Linked DNA regions of Homo sapiens: all the other regions are linked to region 3. Evidence: chromatin loops called from intact Hi-C (ENCODE). Cell type or tissue: A673. All regions are shown on one strand.

Evidence for each region. Hi-C counts contacts between places; a loop is a spot of excess contacts. Peaks named below come from ENCODE experiments on the same cell type or tissue, not always from the same donor. Only the 100,000 strongest peaks of a DNase experiment are listed, where the experiment ranks them.
Region 1: it touches region 3 in a loop (14-fold over the local background); 3 of 110 quality-filtered maps call a loop at or near these places.
Region 2: it touches region 3 in a loop (5-fold over the local background); 8 of 110 quality-filtered maps call a loop at or near these places.

The regions. Positions count from the first base shown.
Region 1 is chr2:183,006,287-183,014,286 of GRCh38, forward strand. The region is part of intron 2 of NCKAP1 (NCK associated protein 1); the gene reads right to left. Among named protein-coding and RNA genes, the nearest start is that of NCKAP1, 28 kb to the right of the region's middle. In A673, no CTCF peak of the experiment used is centred here; DNase peaks (open chromatin) are centred at 3,355 and 4,085; H3K4me3 peaks cover 619 bases; H3K27ac peaks cover 4,252 bases.
Region 2 is chr2:182,779,986-182,787,985 of GRCh38, forward strand. It overlaps DNAJC10 (DnaJ heat shock protein family (Hsp40) member C10), which reads left to right. Exons shown (of 24, transcript NM_018981.4): 24 at 1-8,000. Among named protein-coding and RNA genes, the nearest start is that of DNAJC10, 68 kb to the left of the region's middle. In A673, a CTCF peak has its summit at 4,874 (motif pointing right); DNase peaks (open chromatin) are centred at 336 and 4,906.
Region 3 is chr2:182,908,929-182,916,928 of GRCh38, forward strand. NCKAP1 (NCK associated protein 1) reads right to left here. Exons shown (of 31, transcript NM_013436.5): 31 at 187-8,000. Among named protein-coding and RNA genes, the nearest start is that of FRZB, 46 kb to the left of the region's middle. In A673, no CTCF peak of the experiment used is centred here; DNase peaks (open chromatin) are centred at 3,053, 3,793, 6,743 and 7,113; H3K27ac peaks cover 5,699 bases.

The sequences.
Region 1 (8,000 bases), 97 kb after region 3:
CCAAGATAATGTACATAAGAATATGTAGCAATGCCTCACAGCCAGAAGCTGTACATTAAATATTAAGTGAATAACAAAGGAAGCTTGCAGATCACTTCTTCAAAATAAATATAATAAAACTTTAATATTCCCCATTATTACCCATAGTATTTCTAATAAGAGCTGATATTTACTGAGCATACATTATGTGTCAGGCATCGATTGTTCCAAACATTTTACAGGTCTCTCACACAATCCTCTCAATATCTCTATGCAATCACGTTCCCCATTTTAGTGAAAATAAATTCCATAAAGCCTGGGTGAAAGAGGTCAACTACAACAATGAAGAACAAAAGTGTCTACAACTCTCTTGCTTCAACTACAAAAAATGCTACATTTTAGTTCCTAAAGTGAGGGAGAGTAGATACTACCAAAAATTATTAATATCTAGAACCAAGTTTTCTTAATTCAATCACATTGTTTTATAGGAAATAAAAAGCAGAAAATGGCCTAAGAACATAGGTAACACATTGTTTGATGTTATACAACAGAACATTAGAAAAGTACTACTGTGAGAAAAAATTGATTCTATTCACTACACTAATATTTTATTTATTTATTTTTGGGATGGAGTCTTGTTCTATTGCCCAGGCTGGAGTGTAGTGGTGTGATGTCGGCTCACTGCAATCTCTGCCTTCCGAGTTCAAGCAATTCTTCTGCCTCACCCTCCCAAGTAGCTGGGACTACAGGCAGGCACCATACATCCAGCTAATTTCTTTGTATTTTTAGTAGAGGCGGGGTTTCACCGTGTCGGTCAGGCTGGTCTCAAATTCCTAATCTTAGGTGATCCTCCCGCCTCGGCCTCCCAAAGTGCTGGGATTATAAGCATGAGCCACTGTACCCGGCCTCAATACGCTAATACTTATAAAAGCATATTCATGTGATACATGCAAATATTTTAGCAAAGAATTTGTATAATGCTTTCCTTAAACTTTCTAGCTATGGGTCATTATTCTAAATATTCAAGTAAAATATGTAAAAACTGGAAATAAACAGGATAAATATCAGGCATGCTTATGGCAAAGAACCTATCTTCATACTGAAAAATCCTGGTAATTAATCTTTGTTCAATTAAGAAGCATTTTCCACACAAATATAAGTATCGAGAAAATTGAAATTTATTATGTATTCTAAATCCTAAAGTATTTCATTCTTCCAAAGAAAAAGCAATGGCAAATTACCATAAGGAATCAGTGCCTACGAGCTAAACCACTGAATACAAAGGAACGTGGGTAGTTTTTATTCACTCATTTCAATTATTACCTTCTATTGTTATTGAAACTGCTTATTCATAAATTATTTTTCTTAATCTAAGTTTTGCTAGCATTTGTTCCTCTTAAAAAAAAACCAAATTCAGAAGTTTGGTTTCAAGGAATGCTTTGTTCAAATTCTTAGTATGATATTCTAGGCCAGGCTGCTCAAAGTAAGAGTGCACTGAGATGCTATTTGGGTAAATCTCTGCCTAAACTGTCCCAGCTACCACCCTAGTCATCAACTCTCATGTGGACTCCTACGGTAGCACCCTAACTGGTCTCTGTATTTCTCCTCTTGCCTCTTCAATCTTCTCCACATAGCAGCAGCACAGTGAATGTTTTTTGTTTTTGTTTTCTTTTTTTTTGAGACGGAGTTTGGCTCTTGTTGCCCAGGCTGGAGTGCAATGGCACAATCTCGGCTCACTGCAACCTCCTGTTACCAGGTTCAAGCAATTCTCCTGCCTCAGCCTCCCGAGTAGCTGGGATTATACGCATGCGCCAGCACACCCAGTTAATTTTATATTTTTAGTAGAGATGGGGTTTCTCCATGTTGGTCAGGCTGGCCTCGAACTCCCAACCTCTCAGGTGATCCGCCCGCCTCGGCCTCCCAAAGTGCTGGGATAACAGGCATGAGCCACCACGCCCAGCCACAGTGAACATTTTAAAGCAACACACTACCCTAAAAAAACTGATTCCACTGATGTTATGCAAGATGTTTAACAGCACGTGAAGAATACAGGTGAATTCTCTATACTATTTTTGCAAAGTTTTTATAACTCTAACATTATTTCAATACAAAAATCATTTTTTAATTCCAACAGTTTCACCTCACAATTAGAATAAAAAAATAATTACCAGTGCCTCAGAATAAAGTCTAAATCAAAGCCCTTGTCTATCTCTAAGACCTCATCTTCTTTCATGCTCCTCCACCCTCACTCAGTATAGTTATCATATTGGTCTTCCTGCTGTGTTTGCATTCACCAAGTATGTTCCCATCGCAGAGCCTTTGCATTTGTTCTTTCTCATGTCTGGGGTGCTCTTCAACATTTCTGAGCACAGCTTACTCCCTCACCTCACTTCTCTTCAGTGAGGGAGAGTAGATACTACCAATTTTAAAATTTCATTGCTAGCCATAAATGAATTTGACAGTAGGTATAAATTCATGTCTCAAATGAGTTTCTAAATTGATTTAATCCCTTGAATAAAATCCCCAAAGTTGGGTAAAATACTTCACATTATGTCCTTCCAGCAAAGGAAAGCATAAAAGAAATGAGTGGCAACCATAGAGACTGACATATGCATATCAAATATAAGCAAATCTCTTAAGATTACCTAAAAATTCTAATTAACACAAAGAATAGTCATGTTTTAAAAGAACCTTAGACTCCTACTTAAAATCTTTTGTAGTGTATTTCTTTTTTCATATACAAAGTGATTATACTGGCAGTAAATATTTCAAAAATGCATTTTTCTGAGGAAACTGTAGTAAATATATTTTAGGAAAATGTATCCAGGCCAGGTGCGGAGGATCACGCCTGCAATCCCAGCACTTTGGGAGGCCGAGGTGGGCGGATCACCTGAGGTCAGGAGTTCAAGACCAGCCTGGACAACATGGTGAAACTCCATCTCTACTAAAAATACAAAAATTAGCCGGCATGGCAGGTTAGCCACCTGTGGTCCCAGCTACTCTGGAGGCTGAGGTAAGAGAATCACTTGAACCTGGGAGGTGGAGGCTGCAGTGAGCCAAGATTGTGCCATTGTACTCCAGCCTGGGCAACAAGGGGAGGGGAAGGGAGGGGAGGAGGAAAGAGGGAGGGGGAGGGGGAGACAGGAAAGAGGGAAGGGAAGGAAGGAAGGAAGGAAGGAAGGAAGGAAGGAAGGAAGGAAGGAAGGAAGGAAGCAAGCAAGCAAGCAGGCAAGCAAGCAAGGTTGGTTATCCTAACACTAGCCTAGTAAAATATGCATTACTGAATTACTGAGTGTTTAAGATGTATACTAAATTGAATCCTCTTAATACTTTTTCAAGGTACATTACTTTTTTTATTGTGGTAAAATACGCATAAAATTTGCCATGTTAACCTTTTCAAAGTGTGCCGTTCAGTGACTTTAAGCACATTTGCACTGCTGTGCAACCATCAGCACCATCCATCTCCAGATGGTTTTCATCTTCTCAATCAAAATACATTTTAGTCCTCATTTTCCAGATACAGAAACAGACCAGAAAAGGGTAAGATGCCAATCCGGGTCTATGAGATTCCAAAACTTGAAACACTTCTTCAATACACTTCAACATTCAAGTTGCTATACAATGACATAAAAGTAGCGTAGGGACAAGCTAAAGAAAACATTTGTATTTAATTATATTATAATCAATTACACAGACTTAAACTTCTAAAAAATCTAATTCAACTGTTTCACTTTATAATTAAGGTTATGTTTCTCTAAGTTCACACTGCTAGTCTTCTGTTTAAATTAATTCTGGAATGCACAAAGAGTTTTCTATTAAAGAACTGAAAGGCAAAGAAAAAAACTTAAAATTTGTGTCCATGCCTCCTTGCAATAGAACTCTACTGCCTCCATTAAGCACTGTTGTCTATTTTCCCCACCCTTCCCATCTTGGCTGGCCTTGTGACTTGCTTTGACCAACAGAAAGCAGCAGAAACAACGAGTCACTTCTAAGTCCAGGGCAAGGTCTTGTAACTTCTGATTTTGCTCTTTTGGAACACTGCCCTGACGTGCTGTATGTGAGGAAGCCTGAGATATCGTATCACATAGAGAAAGGGCACTTCAGCATCCCTGCTGTTCCAGCTGGGCCCATCCCCCAGAATGCACCAGTGGAATGCACTGCGGTAACCTAAAACCAGTGAGACCAGCAGAGAAACTACCCAGTCAACCCACAGAATCATAAGAAACAAGCTGCTGTCGTTTTAAGCCATGAAATTTAGAGGTGACCTGTTATGCAGCAATAGGTAACTGACACAATTAATATCAAGTTCAGCAATATAGATTAAAATAATTTCTATTTCACCACCTGAGCACATTAATGTGCCTCAGCTAAAACTTTTGGAAATTTAAGATTCTGGCTATAGATGGTCAAATTAAAGCAAACTTTGAAATTAATTTTATCATCAGTACTACAAAAATCACTAATTATATACCGTGGTATAGTGGGGTTGGTCAAGTGTAACATTTTTGTATAAAGGGTATCACATTGCATTAATGATAACACAATTTACCTCACTTAATGGCACTATTTTCCATTACAAATAGAAATATAAATAGGTTAGTTCCTTTACATTCAATTTTAATAATTTTTTAAAACCTTTCTAATATGTGATTAACTTACTTTCAAAACCAGTAGACCAGGCATAAATCAAGCTTTTCTTACTGATTAGATGTCATCATTGTAATTGATAATTATACAGATTTATTTATGTCAAGATGGCCTCAGATGCTACTGACTTGTACAAGATAATCTGACATTAAATGGTCCTTGCCTGCTATACTTAAGAGTTTTTATTTCTCTATCAATTATCATTTGCTCCTGATGAGAGTTCCTTTTAACGTACAGTGTGTTAGAAAATATACTTGTTACAATTTTGCCTAACCGGACTCAACAAGTTTGGTCATAGGAGAACCAAAATGCTTTTCTCTGAATAAACTTCATTTATTCTAGAATACATTTCTAGTTGTTCAAAATCATTTGGTTTTTTACAGCTTTATTAAGGTACAGTTTACTTACCATGAAATTTACCCATAAGTGAAAAATAATTTTAGTAAATTAGAGTTGTGAAACTATTCACTCTATCCAGCTTTAGAACATTTCCATCACCCCAAACCCTTGTGCCCATTTACAGTTAATCCTGCTGTTACTCCCAAGCCCTAGGCAACTACTGATTTGCTCTCTTTATCAATAAGCTTGCCTTTTCTAGACATTTCCTATAAAAGAGAATCAGACAATATGCAGCTTTTTACATCTAGCTTCACTTATTCATGTTATAGCGTTTATCGTAGTTTGTTCCTTTTAATTGGTGAGTAGTATTCTGTTAAATGTACACACTACATTTTGTTTATTCATTCGTCAGTTAATAGGCATTTGAATTGTTTCCAATTCGGGGCTATCATGAATAACAAATTCTGCTATGAACATGTCTTTGGGTAGACATATTTTCATTTCTCTTCGGATAAGTCCCAGAAGTGGAATTGCTTTCTTCCTAACTCTGAGATATGATTCAAAGAGGCAAGTGACATGAAAAGTACAGATAAGTGAAGAGTTACTGTAATAACATATTATTCAGACAACAAATATCTTAACCTATTATATTACCAGGCATTGTGGGAGAAGCTGAGAAAAACTATGAATAATGTACTGACCCTGCCCTAAACAAGCTCATTGTCTAGTGAGGGATGTGTATATACGTGTACAGGGAACTCCCAATTGTTTTTTCTTTTTGGTTTGGTTGGCTTTTTTGTTCTTTTTAAGGTAAATATCCAGTTTTTGAAGCTGATTAACTTCTAGGTGCAAGGTTTAAAGATGGTGAAAAACTACTATGATCAATTCCCATATTCCCTTCAAGACAAAGGTTTTCACCAACTGGCAATAACATGAAAAGGGTAACAATAAAAACAAAATCTACACATTAGTGTGATAAAGACCACAATAAGAAAGGTCAGAACTTCTAAGAGTGGTGAAAATGCTGAGCAAAACAGGGAAGTCAAAGGAGAGGCTGCTCTGAGTAGGTACCCATGAATGATTTTTGGTACATGAATACATACTGACAGAGGGCATGACAGCTGATGTTAAGTTTTCTCAAGCCTGTAAACAGGAATAAAGCTGATGTTTAAATTATCCTGGCTTCTGTCTGGCCTTTTTGGACATCTGTTGTTCTTGGGAGATTTGGAGACAAAGTGAGGTGGCATCACTGGGAGAATAATTCCCACTTAAAATCTGTAATACTCTGCCTCCACAAATTCTTTCAACACAGAGGGACCTCCTATCCATTCACTCTACCATCTTTTTACTGTCACTCATCCCCTTACGCCTTTTTTTTTTTTTTTTTAGACAGAGTCTCACTCTGTCCCAGAGTGTAGTGGCATGATCTCGGCTTACTGCAGCCTCCGCCTCCCAGGTTCAAGTGATTCTTGTGCCTCAGCCTCCCCAAGTAGCTGGGAAAACATGCGCACGCCACCACACCTGGCTATTTTTTTTTTTTTTTTGTATTCTTTAGTAGAGACAGGGTTTCACCATGTTGGTCAGGCTGGTCTCGAACTCCTGACCTCAAGTGATCCACTCACCTCAGTCTCCCAAAGTGCTATTACAGGCATGAGCCACTGTGCCCAGGCCCCCTACTTTCTTATCCATCTTAACTTTAAATGGCCCATCATTATAATTACTGCCTTGCCCTTCCCTCCCTCTTTCATAACTGTCTGATAAAACCTACAGTAGCAGAAAAGCATATACTTTGCTGACTCTGATCTCAACCTGATTTCATGATCATTGACCACAACTGAGTAGCAATACTACTCAAACTTTTCTGTCAATTCATTTTCCTACTGTCCTAGATGATTATTCCATTCCTTTCTCTCTCTCTCAAATCCCTCAATAATCTTCTTCAACTTGACAGTCAGCTTAAACCTAACCTGAGATCTACATTCATATAAACAATTGGCTATTTGATATCTCCACTCAGATTTCCAGTAAGCCTCTCAAACTTAACACGTCTAATATTGAGCTACTGAGTACTTCCCCCACTGCATTCACTGTACTACTCCCACTGCACTACCCCAAACCTATTTCTCCTGTTCTCTCACCCCATTATATCTTGACATGAGTTCAGGCCAAAAACCTTAAAGTCTTATTTCTCACTGTCCATACACCCAACACCCAATTCATCAGCAAATACTATAGGTTCTGTCTTCAAAAATATATCCAGAATCTGAACATTTCTCACCTCAACCACCCTAGTCCAAGCCACCATCAGCTCTCATCTCAATGATGGCAAATTTCCTAACTATTCTCCCTATTTTCACCTTTGCTCTCCTGCAGACTATTCTCTACCGAGTAGCCATAGTGATCACAGTCATATCACTTCATTCCCCTACTACTCCCCTCCTATGGCATCTCAACACACTCAGGGTAATTAGCTAAGGTCCTCACTATGGTCCAGAAAGCCCTATATGATCTGCCTATTCATTACAACCACTGGCACTTCATGTCCTACCACCGTCCCCTTCAATCATCTACTCTGCTCATAATGCCCTCCTTGTTCCTGAACATGCCAGGCATGCACCCACCTGAGCCTTTGGAGCTGCGGTTCCTTCAGCACAGAATGCTCCTCCCCTAGCTAAACTCACTCCCTCATATCTTCAAATCTCTGCCCTAATGCTTTCTTCTCAGTAAGGCCTTTCCTGGTCACCCTAAGTAAATTACATCTGCCAGGCATTAGTCTTATGCTTTTACCCTGCTTTGTTCTTCCTAGAACTCTTTACCTGGTATTATATTCTTATTTGTTCATTATTTATTTCTGTTCAACATAATATAAGCTCTGTAAGAACAGAGACTTCTGTTTGTTCACTGCTGGAATCCTCTCTTCCAGAACAGAACTTGGCTCATAGAAGGCGCTCAATAAAGGATTTAAATAAATAAATGAATAATCAGTGGAGAATGTGATGGAAACATACATATGCAGAACTTAAACTAATTTGGAA
Region 2 (8,000 bases), 130 kb before region 3:
TGTGACTGTTAAGAAATAATAAAAGATTAAATTAACAAAATGCATTTTAAATTTTTATGATACCTATAGAAAATTGATAATGAAGATGAAAAGTAAATAACCTTTCTGATAATATTCTACTTTACACATATACTGAAAACTTACTTACATATACCCAAATTCTTCTAGTGAAGAAGTTTGTAATATGGTTTGAGTATTTGTCCCCTCCAAATCTCATGTTGAAATATGATCCCCAGTGTTGGATATGGGGCCTGGTGGGAGGTGTTTGGGTGATGGGGGCTGATCCCTCATAAATGGCTTTGTGCCTTCCCCAGTGGTAATGAGTTCCTGCTGTGTTTATTCCTGCAAGAGCTGGTTGTTAAAAGGAACTTGGCACCACCACCTCCTCTCTTTCTCGCTCCTTCTCTGTGTGACATGCCTTCTCCCCCCGTGCCTTCTGCCATGAGTAAAAGCTCCCTGAGACCTCACCAGAAGCTGAGCAGATGCTGGTGCCATGTTTTTACAGCCTGCAGAACTGCAAGTCAAATAAACGTTTTCTTTATAAGGTAACCAGTCCCAGGTATTCCTTCATTGCAATGCAAAACAGACTAATACAGTTTCTTTTCAGTAAGAATTACAAAATTTAGGCCAATGACCAAGCTGAGTATAAATTACTAATCATACACAAAAATGTGTTTCACTGGCTTGAGTCATTTTTCTGTTTAACACTGAATTTACACTTAGATTCTTGTACTGTCACTGAGTCCCCTTGTAAACAGCTAGGTATATTTTGTGAATGGAAACTAGCCAAAAATACAGCCAAAGTCTCAACGCCAAACTGGTCTACATCAGTATGGACTCCAGAAATGCATCTTTCAACCACTTGATTGCATTAAGTAGTCATTTGAGTGCATCACCTAGTGGCCTTTGGTCCTGAAAGTTAGCAATCATCCCCAAAAAGGTCTGTGTTAATAACTGATAGACAATCTTCATTAAGCAACTGCTGTTTTTTTTTTTTAATACTTCAAGTTCTGCAATACATGTGCAGAACATGCAGGTTTGTTACATAGGTATACATGTGCCATGGTGGTTTGCTGCACCCATCAACCTGTCATCTACATTAGCTATTTCTTCTAATGTTGTCCTTCCCCTTGCCCCCTACCCCGCCGACAGGCCCCATTGTTGATGTTCCCCTCCCTGTGTCCATATGTTCTCATTGTTCAACTCCCACTTACGAGTGACAACATGTGGTGTTTGGTTTTCTGTTCCTGTTAGTTTGCTGAGAATAATGGTTTCCGGCTTCATCCCTGTCCCTGCAAAGGACATGAACGCATCCTTTTTTATGGCTGCATAGTATTCCATGGTGTGTTTGTGCCCGTTTCTTTATCCAGTCTAACATTGATGGGCATTTTGGTTGGTTCCAAGTGTTTCCTATTGTGAATAGTGCTCCAATAAACATACGTGTGCATGTGTCTTTATAGTAAAATTATTTATAATCCTTTAGGTATATACCCAGTAACGGGATTGCTGGGTCAAATGGTATTTCTATTTCTAGATCCTTGAGGAATCGCCACACTGTCTTCCACAATGGTTGAACAAATTTACACTCCCACTAACAGTGTAAAAGCATTCCTATTTCTCCACATCCTCTCCAGCATCTGTTGTTTCCTCACTTTTTAATGATCGCCATTCTAACTGATGTGACATGGTATCTCATTGTGTTTTTGATTTGCATTTCTCTAATGACCACTGATGATGAGCTTTTTTTCATATCTTTGTTGGCCACCTAAATGTCTTCTTTTGAGAAGTGTCTGTTCATATCCTTTGCCCACTTTTAATGGGATTTTTTTCTTGTAAATTTAAGTTCCTTGTAGATTCTGGATATTAGCCCTTTGTCAGATGGATAGATTGCAAAAAGTTTCTCCCATTCTGTAGGTTGCCTGTTCACTCTGATCATAGTTTCTTTTGCCATGCAGAAGCTCTTTAATTAGATCCCATTTATCTGTTTTGGCTTTTATTGCCATTGCTTTTGGTGTTCTAGTCATGAAGTCTTTGCCCATGCCTATGTCCTGAATGGTGTTGCCTAGGTTTTCTTCTAGGTTTTTTATGGTTTCAGACCTTACATTTAAGTCTTTAATCTATCAACTTAATTTTTATATAAGGTGTAAGGAAGGGGTCCCAGTTTCAGTTTTCTACATGTGGCTAGCCTGTTTTCCCAACATCATTTATTAAATAGGGAATCCTTTCCCCATTGCTTGTTTTTGTCAGGTTTGTCAAAGATCAGATGGTTGTAGAAGTGTGGCGTTATTTCTGAGGGCTGTGTTCTGTTCCATTGGTCTATAGCTCTGTTTTGGTACCAGTACCATGCTGTTTTGGTTACTGAGCCTTGTAGTATAGTTCGTTCTTTTTGCTTAGGATTGCCTTGGCTATATGGGCTCTTTTTTTTTTGGTTCCATATGAAATTTAAAGTAGTTTTTTCCAATTCTGTGAAGAAAGTCAATGGTAGCTTGATGGGAATAGCATTGAATCTATAAATTACTTTGGGCAGTATGACTATTTCACAATATTAATTCTTCCTATCCATGAGCATGGAATGCTTTTTCCATTTGTTTCTGTCCTCTCTCATTTCCTTGAGCAGTGGTTTGTAGTTCTTGAAGAGGTCCTTCACGTCCCTTGTAAGTTGTATTCCTAGGTATTTAATTCTCTTTGTAGCAATTGTGAATGGGAGTTCACTCACGATTTGGCTCTCTGTTTGTCAATTATTGGTGTATAGGAATGCTTGTGATTTTTGCACATTAATTTTGTATCCTGAGACTTTGCTGAAGTTGCTTATCAGCTTAAGGAGTTTTTGGGCTGAGATGATGGGGTTTTCTAAATATACAATTATGTCATCTGCAAACAGAGATAATTTGACTTCCTCTCTTCCTGTTTGAATACGCTTTCTTTCTCTTGCCTGATTGTCCTGGCCAGAACTTCCAGTACATAGGAGTGGTGAGAGAGGGCATCCTTGTCTTGTGCCGGTTTTCAAAGGGAATGCTTGCAGCTTTTGCCCATTCAGTATGATATTGGCTGTGGTTTTGTCATAAATAGCTCTTATTATTTTGAGATATGTTCCATCATATCTAGTTTTTTGAGTGTTTTTAGCATGAAAGGGTGTTAATTTTATCGAAGGCCTTTTCTGCATCTATTGAGATAATCATGTTTTTGTCATAACTGCTATTTCAAATGTTTGGAGGAAGTAAAATGTCTTTAAAAGAATAAGTGTTGATTTTTGGAAAATATGAAATTGGAAACTTAGAAAACTTGAATTCTAAGTGGCTATTTATATTACCAAGCGGTAAAACATTAGCTAACTAAAACATGGTTCTGAAGCCAGTTAACTAGCAAAAAGTCCCACCTATGCATTGAAATATCTTTCTCAAGTCATTAGATAAAGTATATGGCGTTAAGGCAAAAAATACATATACACACACAAAAAAAATATTTCAGCAGCCACTGCCAACTGAAAGTAATAAAATGAAACAATTTGTTGGCTTTAATGTATTTAGGAAAAATCATTTATTTACAAAACATCTTCCCTTTCTTATCATGAAAATTATGAAGATGAGGTAAAGTCTGTTCCATTTTTCCTCTATTTTTGAGAAATCTTAGATTTATCTTTACCAGTCTGTAACCCAGCTTTCTTGTTTTATATTTTAAATATACTTTCTATTTTGTGACAGGAGTGAAAAAATGTTTAATGATTTTAAACATGTTTATATATATTTTTCAGACTTGGAACAGCAGTATCTCATGTTTTACTATAAAAACTTGGGTATATTACTTGAAGATCAACTATATTGTTATTTTTAGTATGTTAGCAATTCATCTGTCAATAATCACCAAAGAACTCAAGAATGAATAACATGATCTATCAAAAGGCCTATAATCTCAATCTTCATGTTAAGACTTTGGAAAGTTAATTTGTATTAATTAACTAATATAAATTAATCCTATCAAGTTAATTTGTAATAAATTCAAGATGCAAAAAGAAAACCTATTTCACTACCGAAATTAAATAAACTTTAAAATTCATTTTGTTGGCTGGGTGCAGTAGCTCACGCCCATAATCCCAGCACTTTGGGAGGCCAAGTGGAAGGATCACTTAAGGCCAGGAGTTCAAGACCAGCCTAGCCAACATAGTGAAACCCCATCTCTACTAAAAATACAAAAACTAGCTGGGCATGGAGGTGTGTGCCTGTAATCATCTACCCTGGAGGCTGAGACAGGAGAATTGCATGAACCCGGAGGCAAAGGTTGCAGTGAGCAGAGATCACACCACTGCCCTCCAGCCTGGGTGACGGAGTAAGACCCTGTCTAAAAAAAAACAAAACAACAAAAAAAATCATTTTGTTGGTATTTTATATAAACTTAAGAAACCTCCCCACACAAACACACACAGCCATATTGTCATCTCTGAAGACAGCAGCCACATGTGTCTTATTCCCTGCAGTGTTGGCAGAACCTAGCACATTGTTGACCCGTAGAAGCACAGTGTGTATTTCAATTGACAAACAGCCAGAAGTATTATACTGTTGACTGTGTTTAAAACTAATTTGCCAGAGCTCTACTGTGATAAGAATTTCTGACTAGAAATTATAAATTCATTGTTTTATGCCTTAAAAATTATAAATAATGATAAGTTTAATTTGCAGCCCTTATAGCTTAGAGGCATTGTAGTTGATATTATAGTAACCCTTTTAGATGTTAGTAACTTTTATTGTAAAATTTAAGGTAGCTCTACCTGCTAAAGTAGCACCTATTCTTTTGAAAGGAACTTTCTCAAAGGATTTTTAGGGCTTCATAATTTCTTGTTGCTCTGTGTAAATCCCTCTGATAGGCTTCCCTGAAGGATTTTAAGCAGAAATAACATCAGGTACCAGTAGATGGCAGTGAAAAATAAGCAGACACATTTTTCTGATAAAATGCCATTTCTACCTCAGTACTTGATAAGAATCACACAGTCTAGCTGGCCTTTGTGTTTTCACTAAAAATATCCTGAATTATCAGTCAGTTATGTTTGACTATGAGAAATTGCAGAAAAGTTAAAAGTATTTCGCATCCAAAAGTTTGTAATCTAGTGTAATAAATAGGACAGATACTCAAAGTGTATGAATGGTATGACAATAAATTTAGAAAATCATACAGGCACACACACTGCTATAGACATGTAAAGATACATACATGTATTGGAGCTCAGCAGATTCCCATTCATGAAGAATGGTGCCTGTGTAACAGTATAAATGGATCACTTCTAATAAATAAAACATAAAATTGGACTAATAGCTTAATTTTTTTTTTTAATTCAAAAATCTCAGGGTTTTCTGGGGCTTTTAGTACTCCTTTGTGAAATAAGACACATAGTCTTCAGGTAAAAAGAAAGAGCTCTTGGTCACAGAAATGGGTGTACTGAATTCTCGCCCTGTAGTCAAGTACTTACTATGAGTTTGGAAAAATTGCTTACTTCATATCTGTATCCTAATTATCCTAATTAACTCGTTTGTTAAGTGGAAAAAATATTTCAGTAGGTAGTCATATAAATAAGATGAGGTAATGTGTTTAGAAAAACAAATCAATGTGCAGGCAAGAATCGGGAATGTGGGAAATTTTGTAGGACAAATGGTATGATTTCTTTAATGAAAAAGACAGAGAAAGGTATCGTATAGCTTAAAAGGAAAAAGAAAAAGAGGCTTTTCAGTCATGAGCCAAATGCAGTATGTGGGCTATATTTGCATCTTGATTTGAACAGACTATTGTATACATTTATATATACATAGATCTATAGAGACAGTAGGATATATTTCATATATATATGAAACAGTTGGGGAAATCAGAATATTTGAATTTGATATTAACTAAGAATTGTTTGCAGGGGATGTTGTTGCATATTCTAATGACTTTTTTTAATAATGAAAATGTTTGGCATTTGCTTTAAAATAATCCAGTAACCAGGATCTGAGAGAAACCAAAAAAAAGTGGGGAGATAATAATCCAGGGACTTTGGGTAGTTGTTAAATGGATGGCTGTATCATAAGTATTGAAGCTGATAAGGGATAGATATGGGTTGATTATATATTTGTTTTGCTGGAAAATGTTCCATGATACAGTTTTAATAACAGTTTTAATTTCAGAAACGCAAAATATTGTTTTTACAACTAAGATAACATTGAAATTTATACAGAACCCCAAATGACAAGTGTATAATCAACTGCCAGGAAATCAGTTTACCTGTTAGAGGTAGAAAAGTTACAGGATAAAAATGGAATTGGTTGGCACTAAGTAGGACCACTTTCGAAGAGAATGGGTAGAATTCATTTTCTTTTCATTACTTCCTTTCAGCGTGGAGCCTGAGCATCATTTCACCATTTTGAGCCTCAAGCTCTCAATATACTGGAAAATTGTAATCCTGTTCCCTTCACTGAGGTCATAATACTGAATTCTGAAATGGAAATAATTGACTAGAGATTGTCTAGTCAAACTAGACTGATGAGGTCTCACCATTTTCTTCAAGGAAGATCAACTGAACCTGCCTGAAGGCACAGGGTACACCATCTTCCTAAGGTGTGACCTCCTGTTCCCAAAGGAATAGACCTAGGTGACCAACCAGCAGCACCTAGCTTTTGCCAGCTACGCAGCTTTGAATAGCCTTCCACCCTTGTGTCCTTCAAACCCCATTCTTGCCAAAGCCAAGTTCTCTCCCTCCCTCTCAACAGATTTCTCAGCACACATCAGATTTCACACCGATCTATGAAAAACTATTTTTAGAGATTATTACTATGGTCCGAATGTTTATATCCCCTCCTGCTCTCCCTAAAATTATGTTGAAATCCTAACCCCCAAGGTAATGGTATTAGGAATGTGAGGCCTTTGGGAAGGGTTTAAGTCATGAGGGCAGAGACCTCCTTTTTGAGATTGGTACACTTATAAAAGAGACCCCAGTATCTTGCTCGTCCCTTCTGCCATGGGAGAACACGGTGAGAGCGAGCCATCTGTAAACCAACAAACAAGGCCCTCACCAGGCACTCAATCTGCCAGCACTTTGATAGTGGACTTCCCAGCCTCCAGAACTATGAGAAATAAATGTGTTTTTTTAAGCCAGCCAGTTCATTTTGTTATAGCAGCCTGGACAGACAATATATTGAAAAAAATCAGTTTTGCAGTTCCACTGGTCAGGTGAATGCCAGAGGAGCTGGTCCACAGTCATAGGCGTTAAACTTCTTTTGGAAACTATACTGGCTTGACAGTCTCCCCATACTGATTCAGACTCCAGCAAGGTGCACATCACCCGCTAGTCATTGTGGCTTCTGCTGCTTTAAGGTTCTGGAATTATGGAAGAAAATAGGGTGGGCCTACTGTCTCTTCCCACTGTTTACCTGGTGTTTTGATTCTGAATAGTTTATAAGCTCTGCTATTCAAGAAGTTTATACAAACCCGTAATGTACTACCAAACCGTTCATTCATTATGACAAAACTGCCTACCAAAGCCACAGACTTTAAGTCTTTGCAGGATTACCACTGAAAGTTCACATGCTTGGTTAGCAGTCTTAACCTCTAACCAACTGAACAAATCGAAGACATTTAATTTAGTCAAAATAGGCATGGGAATGAAAGTGAGACTTAGAGGCAAAGAATGAGGCCAGGTGCGGTGGCTCACACCTGTAACTCCAGCACTTTGGAAGGCCCAGGCAGAAGGATTCCTGCAGACCAGGATTTCAAGACCAGCCTGGACAACCTGGTGAAACCTCCTCTCTACAAGAAAATTCAAAAATTAGCCAGGCGTGGTAGGGTATGCCTGTAGTCCCAGCTACTTGGGAGGCTGAGGTGGGAGGACTGCTTGAGCCCAGGAGGTCCAGGCTGCAGTGAGCCGTGATCACACCACTGCACTCCAGACTGGGAGGCAGAGGAAGACCCCGTCTCAAAAAACAAAAGGTAAAGAATGATTTTAGGAATTAGGTGTCTCTAAATTGAAGTAATGCTCACAT
Region 3 (8,000 bases):
GGATCATATATCGCAGATGGGAGTGTCAACTGGTACAACTGTTATATGATAATGTACCACATTTCTGGGACTTTTTAAAGCATATATATTTATCCAAGTGCTCAAATATATATATTCAGATGTTCACTACTGTATTTTTTTGAAGAATGCAATCGGACTGTTCAATAGGACACATAACACATTTAGGCTATTTCAAGATAATGGTTTATTTTGACACCACCAAAAGGAATGTAGATCTCTCTGTTTTGATCTGGAAATAGGTTCAATACACATTATATCAAATTTACCGTTTCAACCATTTTTAAGCATACAGTTCTGTGGCATTAAGTACATTCATGTTGCTGTGCAACAACCACCATCATCCACTGTCAGAACTTTTTCGTCTTCCCCAACTGAAACTCTGTTCCCTTCATACACCTTCTCTTCATTTCCCTCTCCTTGCCAGCCCCTGCCAACCAACATTCTACTTTCTATCAATTTGACTATTTTAGGTACCTAATATAAGAGGAATTATACAATATCTGTTCTTTTGTGGCTGGCTTATTTCACTCAGCATAATTAATGTCTTCAAGGTTCATTCATATTGTCTCATGTGTCAAAATTTCTTTCCTTTTTAAGGCTGAATAATATGCCACCGTACATATATATCTCATTTGTTTTTTGATTCATTTGTTGATGGACGCTCGGATTTACTGCCTTTTCTTGTATGTTGTTGTTTTATTTGTTTAAGTAAACAATCACTTTTAAAGCCAAGGTTTCCTTGAGAAGATATTTAGGGCACAGGACACCAAAATACAAATAAGTCAACTAGAAATGAGAATTTTCTGTGCTCCATTTTGAATTTGATTTGTAGTTCTCAGAATAGAACAGGGAGCCCAACCTGAGCTGAGCTTCTTGGGTACTCCTAAGAAAAACACTTCCCTGGAATCCATTCTCAGCCACCGATTTAGATAAGGGCCAAATAGCCTCCTGATCCAAGGCCACAAATTCTGTCACATTTGGTGTTCAGACACGTATAACCAAGTCTGTTGGAATGGATGGGGTGGGAATTCAGTGAAGGCCAAAATACAAAAGAAAATGATAGGGTCGCAGACAGAAAGTTTTATTCTAAGGAGTTCAACCGCTGAGCCCTAGAGTTAAGGAGAAACAGTGGTTTCTGCAAAGCTGTGGTAGCTGGCTCTTTAACTGGTTCAGACTCTACTATCTTGGAGGACTGCAGGTGCCCTGGTAGCCAAAAGGGCTCTAAGTTCAAACTCAAGGAGCTGCCTCACTAAACTCTACATCATTTTGGAGTCCAAGTAAACCTGCTGTGGGACAACCCTTGCCACCCCACTCAAGCTACAGTTTTTGATTGAGTAGGAAAGCCAGCATGATTTGTGTTTCTGCATCCAGGCAAATGTACTAAAATTCTTTGAGAGATGAGAGGAAATATTTTTCAGAAGCTTGGAGGTCTGAGTACACATGTGGGGAAAACAGTGATTATAAATTGGGCATGGATGTTAATGTATACTCATATGTGCCCACAACAGTTGGAGCCTTGGGAACAAGGAAGTTACACTGCCTCGGCAAAGAAAGTGCTTTTCTCCACTGGAACTGCAAAGGAGAATCTCAGCTCTAGGAGAGCCTCAGACCATTCAGGATTCAGAACCTAGATAGATGATGCTGTGAGGGCTGCGGCTGTGCTCTGCACTTCTGTGTACGTCGAACAAGACAATAGATGTGAAAGAGCAACCCAGAAGTTAGTCCATGTTTGGTGGAAAGGGGTCCTCAGCACCCTCATAGGTCATGCATCCTCAAAACCTTTTCTTCTAGGAAATTCCTGGCAATGCAATCTAATTTCTTCACTCCTCATCTTGAGGGGTAAGTGGGCAAACATCAAGAACACTGGCTTATCAGCAACCTTCAGAGAAAGTTACTGAGAAGAAGGTGATTGCTAAGTATTTACAGATTAAAGACTCAACCTGTATTCATGCTCTGATGGTCCAACATTATAACTTGGAAATAAAAATAAAATCCTAAGCTCCCCCCCCACATTTGACTAAACAGACCCTCTCCTGGCCAAGAGGACTTCAGGGAAACCTTAAAAACTGAGTTCCCGGCCATGATGGGATGGGAGGTTGGGCACATCTCATTATACCCCCTCCTCACTAACTACCATTAGGTGTTCTTTCCTAAGAGTTAAACAGAAACCAGCCCTTTGGAAAGACCTGTTGCACCTCTGATTACAACCAACCTCATGACTACCCCTCCCTTTTTGCTCTTTGACAACTGACCAGCATTCCTTCCTATTAAGGGAGTCCACTGACCATGGAGTGGTTCTGGCCAGTCTAGGGAAGATGCAGTGAGGGTTTTTGTGTCCTCTGCTTCACCTTTTGATGTCAGAGGGCTGAAAATCCCACCCTTGGATCATGCTAACACCACTAAGCCTTACATAGTGGGGAATTCAAACACATGGGAAGGGGATTAATTCACAAAACAGCCTATACTATATGAATAAGACCAAAAAATGGCCATCAGTTCATGACTTTATTAACTTATATAGTTAATACATGTTTTATATACTGTTATAAACAGACTATGTGAAAAAATTTGAAATATAAACTCTTAAACCATGAAAACATAAGTCAAAATTCTGTTACTTCAAATGTTAAATATTTCAGTCATCTATGAATGGCCATCATAATGATTTGAAACTAGCAAAGTTATCAGTTAGGTTTGCTATATCCTTTTTTTTCTCCCAAGCTGTTTGAGCTTTTATGTTAACACCTATACTACTACAATGAGAAAACAGATTGCTGTTGATGGGAATTATTAAAAAAAAACAAAACAAACAGAACCGCTTTTGGAGAAACTTGCCCTTATATACTCTCTTATAATTGCCTCAACAAATTCAAGATGGTTATACTTTTTAAAAAAGTTTTTCATGATTTTATTAGAAAGCAGTAACTGCATTTCTGGTAGGCCTTTCTGATAGGTCACTTGAGAATGACTTTTGCATTATTCATGCATTTTCCACAATAGACACTTCATGTCTTTGAATTATTTTAGTTGGAGTAGGAAATGCAAACAAATCGGCAAATGGACTTAGCCCTTGAAAGCTTATGTCCAGCTGAGTAGTTATATCAATCACATCATGAAAAATTCCTTTTACCTAAAAAACTGCTGAAGTTCAGAGGTTGTAATTTTTTTTTCTCAGCATAGGACAGACTGAAAAAGAAAATGAAGACCATCTTAAAATATCTTTGGATATTGGCAAAAATTTAGGGAGCTTTTTGATATGAGAAAAATATGCTTTTGCCTTTAAGGCAACATGTTGCCCATTACGTATTAATAAACTGGATTCAACAAAGACATTCTTACCCATTGCTAAAAATCAACCAACTATAAACAGTTACCACAGTTCTGTTTTTGCCAGTGCCAAAAAGATTTCCAAATCTTTTCAGCTAAAAAGCCAGCAAAGATCAAAGAGTTTTCACATGAGCTCTCTATGTGGCAATGAGATACAAGTGCCATCTTTTAGCACATTATAATAATCCTGTTGTGCAGTACTCCTTTCCAATGACCTGTAAAAATTATATATTCAGAAAGGCATTTTTCTCAGCAAAAGGGAAAAAGTACGAATTAGGAAAGGTACATTTAACAAGCTCAATGATCTATTATAAGTTAATACACTTTTTCCCCATTCTGTGGAGTTCAGAATTATAAATGCTTGGCTAGTTAGCCATAATAAAAATGGAATTTGAATGTTAGAGTGCAACCTGACAAAATGATTTATTACTCCTTCGTCATTGAAACTAATACACGCTCTAACCTTTATAGCTTTTCACTTACTCTGTTAAGCATGCCTTGCACCAAATTAAAATATGTGCACTAGCACAATACTATAGACAGATCTCAAAACCAAAGAAAGATAGAGGAAGAAAGGAAGGAAGGAAGGAAGGAAGGAAGGAAGGAAGGAAAGAATTCAGCCAGATGAACTTTAGTTAAGTGCAATTTATGTTTTTGCTAATGGCATCATACTAATTTTCCAATGCATTCACCTATCCATTGGCCATGGTTACTATCATTGAAACTTTCACTTGAGCCTCTGTTCAGTTTTGACGTTACCATGTTGAATAGTTGTTATTTGTTTTACTGTCTGCCTCCTTCATCAGATGATGAGTAGTGACCCTAGTTTTACAGTCAAGATCAAACATGTAAAGTCTGTCTCCTCCACTATATTATAAGCTCTGTGACATCAAGGACCAAATCTGGTTCATGTACATGCCAAGCATTTAGGACACTATGTCCTGTGTATTTATTGATTCAACAAATATTTATTGAGGACTGTTGTGGCTTGAATGTGTCCCCGAAAAGTTCATGTGTTGGAAATTTGGTCCCCAGTGCAGCAGTGTTGAGAGGTGGGACTTCTGGGAGGTGATTGGTTCACAAGAGCTCTGCCCTCATGAGTGAATGAATTTATTTCTAGATTAATGGATTGATGGGCTATCAAGGGAGTGGGTTAGTTACCACAAAAGTGAGTCTGTTATAAAAGTCAGTTTGGCTCTCTCTGGTGAATCCCACCCCCACACCATGTGATGCTCTGTGTTACCTCAGGACTCTACAGAGACCCCACTAGCAAGAAGGCCCTCACTAGATGAGAACCCTTGACCTTGTACTTCCCAGCATCTAAAATGGTAAGCAATAAATTTCTTTACTTTATAAATTACCCAGTCTCGGGTATTCAGCTATAGCAACAAAAAATGAACGAAGATAAGGACCTTCTCTGCACAGGGCCCTTTTGATTGCAAGAAATATAATCTAGTCAAATTAATTAAAATGAAAAAAGAGTCTACTTCCTAATTCTCATCCTCTCATGCTTCTTTGCTTCTCTGTCTGCATCTGCCTCATTCTTTTTTCCTGATCAGCACTCTGATGCTCTCTGCCCCCACAGCCTGTGGAAATACAGGAAACTTCACAATGGTGCACAGTCCATACTCCATGAAACTTTCTGCTTAAGTAGCCCCCACAACCCTCAGCCTCTTGGTTCTAACTTAGTGAGAAAACTCTGATAAGAACCCACCATTTACAAGCTATTGGACTAACTCCCCTTGGATCAGTTTTCTTCCCTCATTTAATCAGTTGTAGCCAGGGAGAAGTCACATATTGGTATCAGAGTGTGCAGTCACAGAAGGAACTCCCTTTAGCAGTATCTCCCCTTAAATGAAGTTATAGTTAGGGCAGGTAATCGTAGACAAGACTAGTTAAACTGTGTTTTTAGTTAGCTTTGTTTTGTATTTTATCATTCTGTCCTCAGTATCTAGCACATAGTAGGTATTTTAAAAACTATATTCATTGAACTGATGTTAGGATATGACATAATATATTATTTCTAACTTTTATAGTTTATGTGAAATGGGGAAGGCAAGTGGAGGGAGCTGACGTTTTGGACTCTGGACAGATACAATACATACCTGCTGCCAGGATGAATAGATTAAAACAGGCAATTTCTATTTCTTTAACTTTCCTACTCAAGCATTGTTTTTAAATGAAAACTAACTCAGCATATCAAGCTTTAAAAAACCAATTAAAAAATTAAAAGAGGAAATGGAGATACTCTAGTATGCAATTTATATGAAACCCATTACCCACTATAACCATCTTTGAGGACACTCTGCATTTTAGAAGTGCCACAATAGCATATTCTCTCCTTTTCTGGTTCCCTTTAAAACTTAAGTCACTTAGAATGACATGAGGGGTTCTATTACTAATTTGAAGAGTAAAAAGAGTAAAAAGGAACAAATTCCCCTCTAATAAATTACCCCCACAGAAAATATGCTGTGAGGTGGGAAAGGCTGATGGCTAGACCGACACTGCAGAGTTCCATTGGTAGAGATGCGCTTTGTGTAATGTTGGGAGCAAGTAATGATTTTTCCTCTTTGTTCTTGTGGAGGGATGCTTTGGGTGCTCAGAGGAGCATTGACTACCTTTTCCATCCCTTCCCTTTAAAGAAATCAGATTTTGTAAACAGTGAAAAAACCAAGAGCAGATGTGATCATTTAAGCTGGGAATGCAGCCATACCGGGTGTCAGAGCATGTTGTGAGCACCTCTACCTGGGTGTCCCCCTAGGGCTACAGCTGCTCTCAAGGTCACTTCCTCTCACACAGACAGGCAGTGAAACTCATGCTGAGGACTCATCTTCTGTACACACTTTTAAGAACTTCTACTTCCAAAGATACAATGAAGTTAATAAATGAAGCAAAGCAGATTTCTAGACTAGGCTTCACATAGGGTGGCTTGCAGCATTTAGAAGCATTTCTCTAGACACCACACCTATTTTCCAACTGTAATATTCTGTATAGAATGCAAATGTTCAGACTTTGCTTTTCAAAAACGTTGTATGGTTCACAGCTGAAGAGAGAATAGTTGAGAGTTGAGTGATCTATCCTTCAAACTACAGGCATGATATTCCTTCACTTGCCAGCAACCCTTGGACCTCTGCAAGGATGTGACAGGAATAGCACAACTCACTAGAGCAGGTATCAGCTGCTCCCTCTAGTCACTTTCTGGGTGCTGTGACCTCCAGCAGCAGAGGCATTCATTCTCCAAGGGTGTTCTATGAGCCTTATTGGTCCTCCCTGTACGATCAGCTGCGAAAGAACTGCCAGTGCAATCTTGAGACTAGATGAGGAGTTACACTGACAGGATAAAATTTCAAGGCTTGCTAATCCTTGTGCATGATGACATGAGATCATCAGACCAGCTTGACTATAGGAGGCATTTCTGTAAAGGGGTAAGATTACAGTTAAGTGTCTCACAGCTCCTGTCTTTTCTATGAAGTACTGACTCTAGCTAGGGGTGAGTCACCAGAATAAAATGATCATTTATTTCAGGACAATGACCTGAGTAGTCACTTTGAAATTTTTCTGATGGCCTCTCTTCTTTGCTCTTGGCATTTCACTTAAATTTTCAGATTTAAAAATAATTTTTTTGCTACGTGGAATGCCTTTTTGATCTATTGCCAATGCTTTCACCTTTTGTCTATTTATACAAGGGGCTCAGATTCTGCATCTTCTCCCCCTGACATCCCAGACAAGTGATTTGTCTCATTGGGAGAAATCTTAGAAACCATGTCTTCGGGGCAGTTTCCTCTCCCTCCCCGTCTCCCTGCTCCTGCTCCTCCCTCTCCCCCTCCCCCACTCCAACTCTCCTTTTCCCTCTGCCATGTAAGAAGTACCTTGCTTCCCCTTCGCCTTCTGTCAAAAAAAAAAAAAAAAAAAAAACATGTCTCTGTGTCATCACTGAGCTGCTGCTATTACAGGTGTAGAAATCCCCAGCTGCCTGTATCTCTGATGCTTCTCCACAGGAACAAAAAGAAACAGAACCACTTGTTCCCAACATGAAGCTAAGGGCATCTGTACCAATGGAGGTCTGTAGCATCTGTCCAGCCACTGGCCTTTCCTAACTTAAAGTAAGATTCTGAGAGTTACACAGGGTAGGAAATTTGACTAAACAGACAGAAAGATGAAATAAACCTAGACCGTGACCTCAAGGCAGTCCCAGAATCAAAGGAGTCAGAGATAAATAATAATTACATTATGATTCAATATGTACTATAATAAAGGCATTTATAAGGTTTAGAAGAAACAGGATGGCATGGTAAGGAAAGGGCAAGTGATGTTTGAGCTTACTGTTTACATTATGTTCAGGAGTTTGCCAGCCAGAATAAGAGAACATTCCATTCCAGAGACAGGGAACAGCATGTGGAAAAGCACAGAAGCTTCCAAGAGCAATTGTCGCAATTGTTCTGGATACTGCAATAACATTTGAAAATACAAGCTTTACATCTTATACATTTTTGTGTATAGTATATAAAAATATAGTATAACATACATATAGTATAGAGCAGTCTTAAAATTAATTTTAGCATCGTTTTCTGTTAAAGTTACATGACAGGGAAAATAATCTTTCCCATTTAAGATAAAGACTCCGATCAGAGCTATAGAATAGACTAACACAC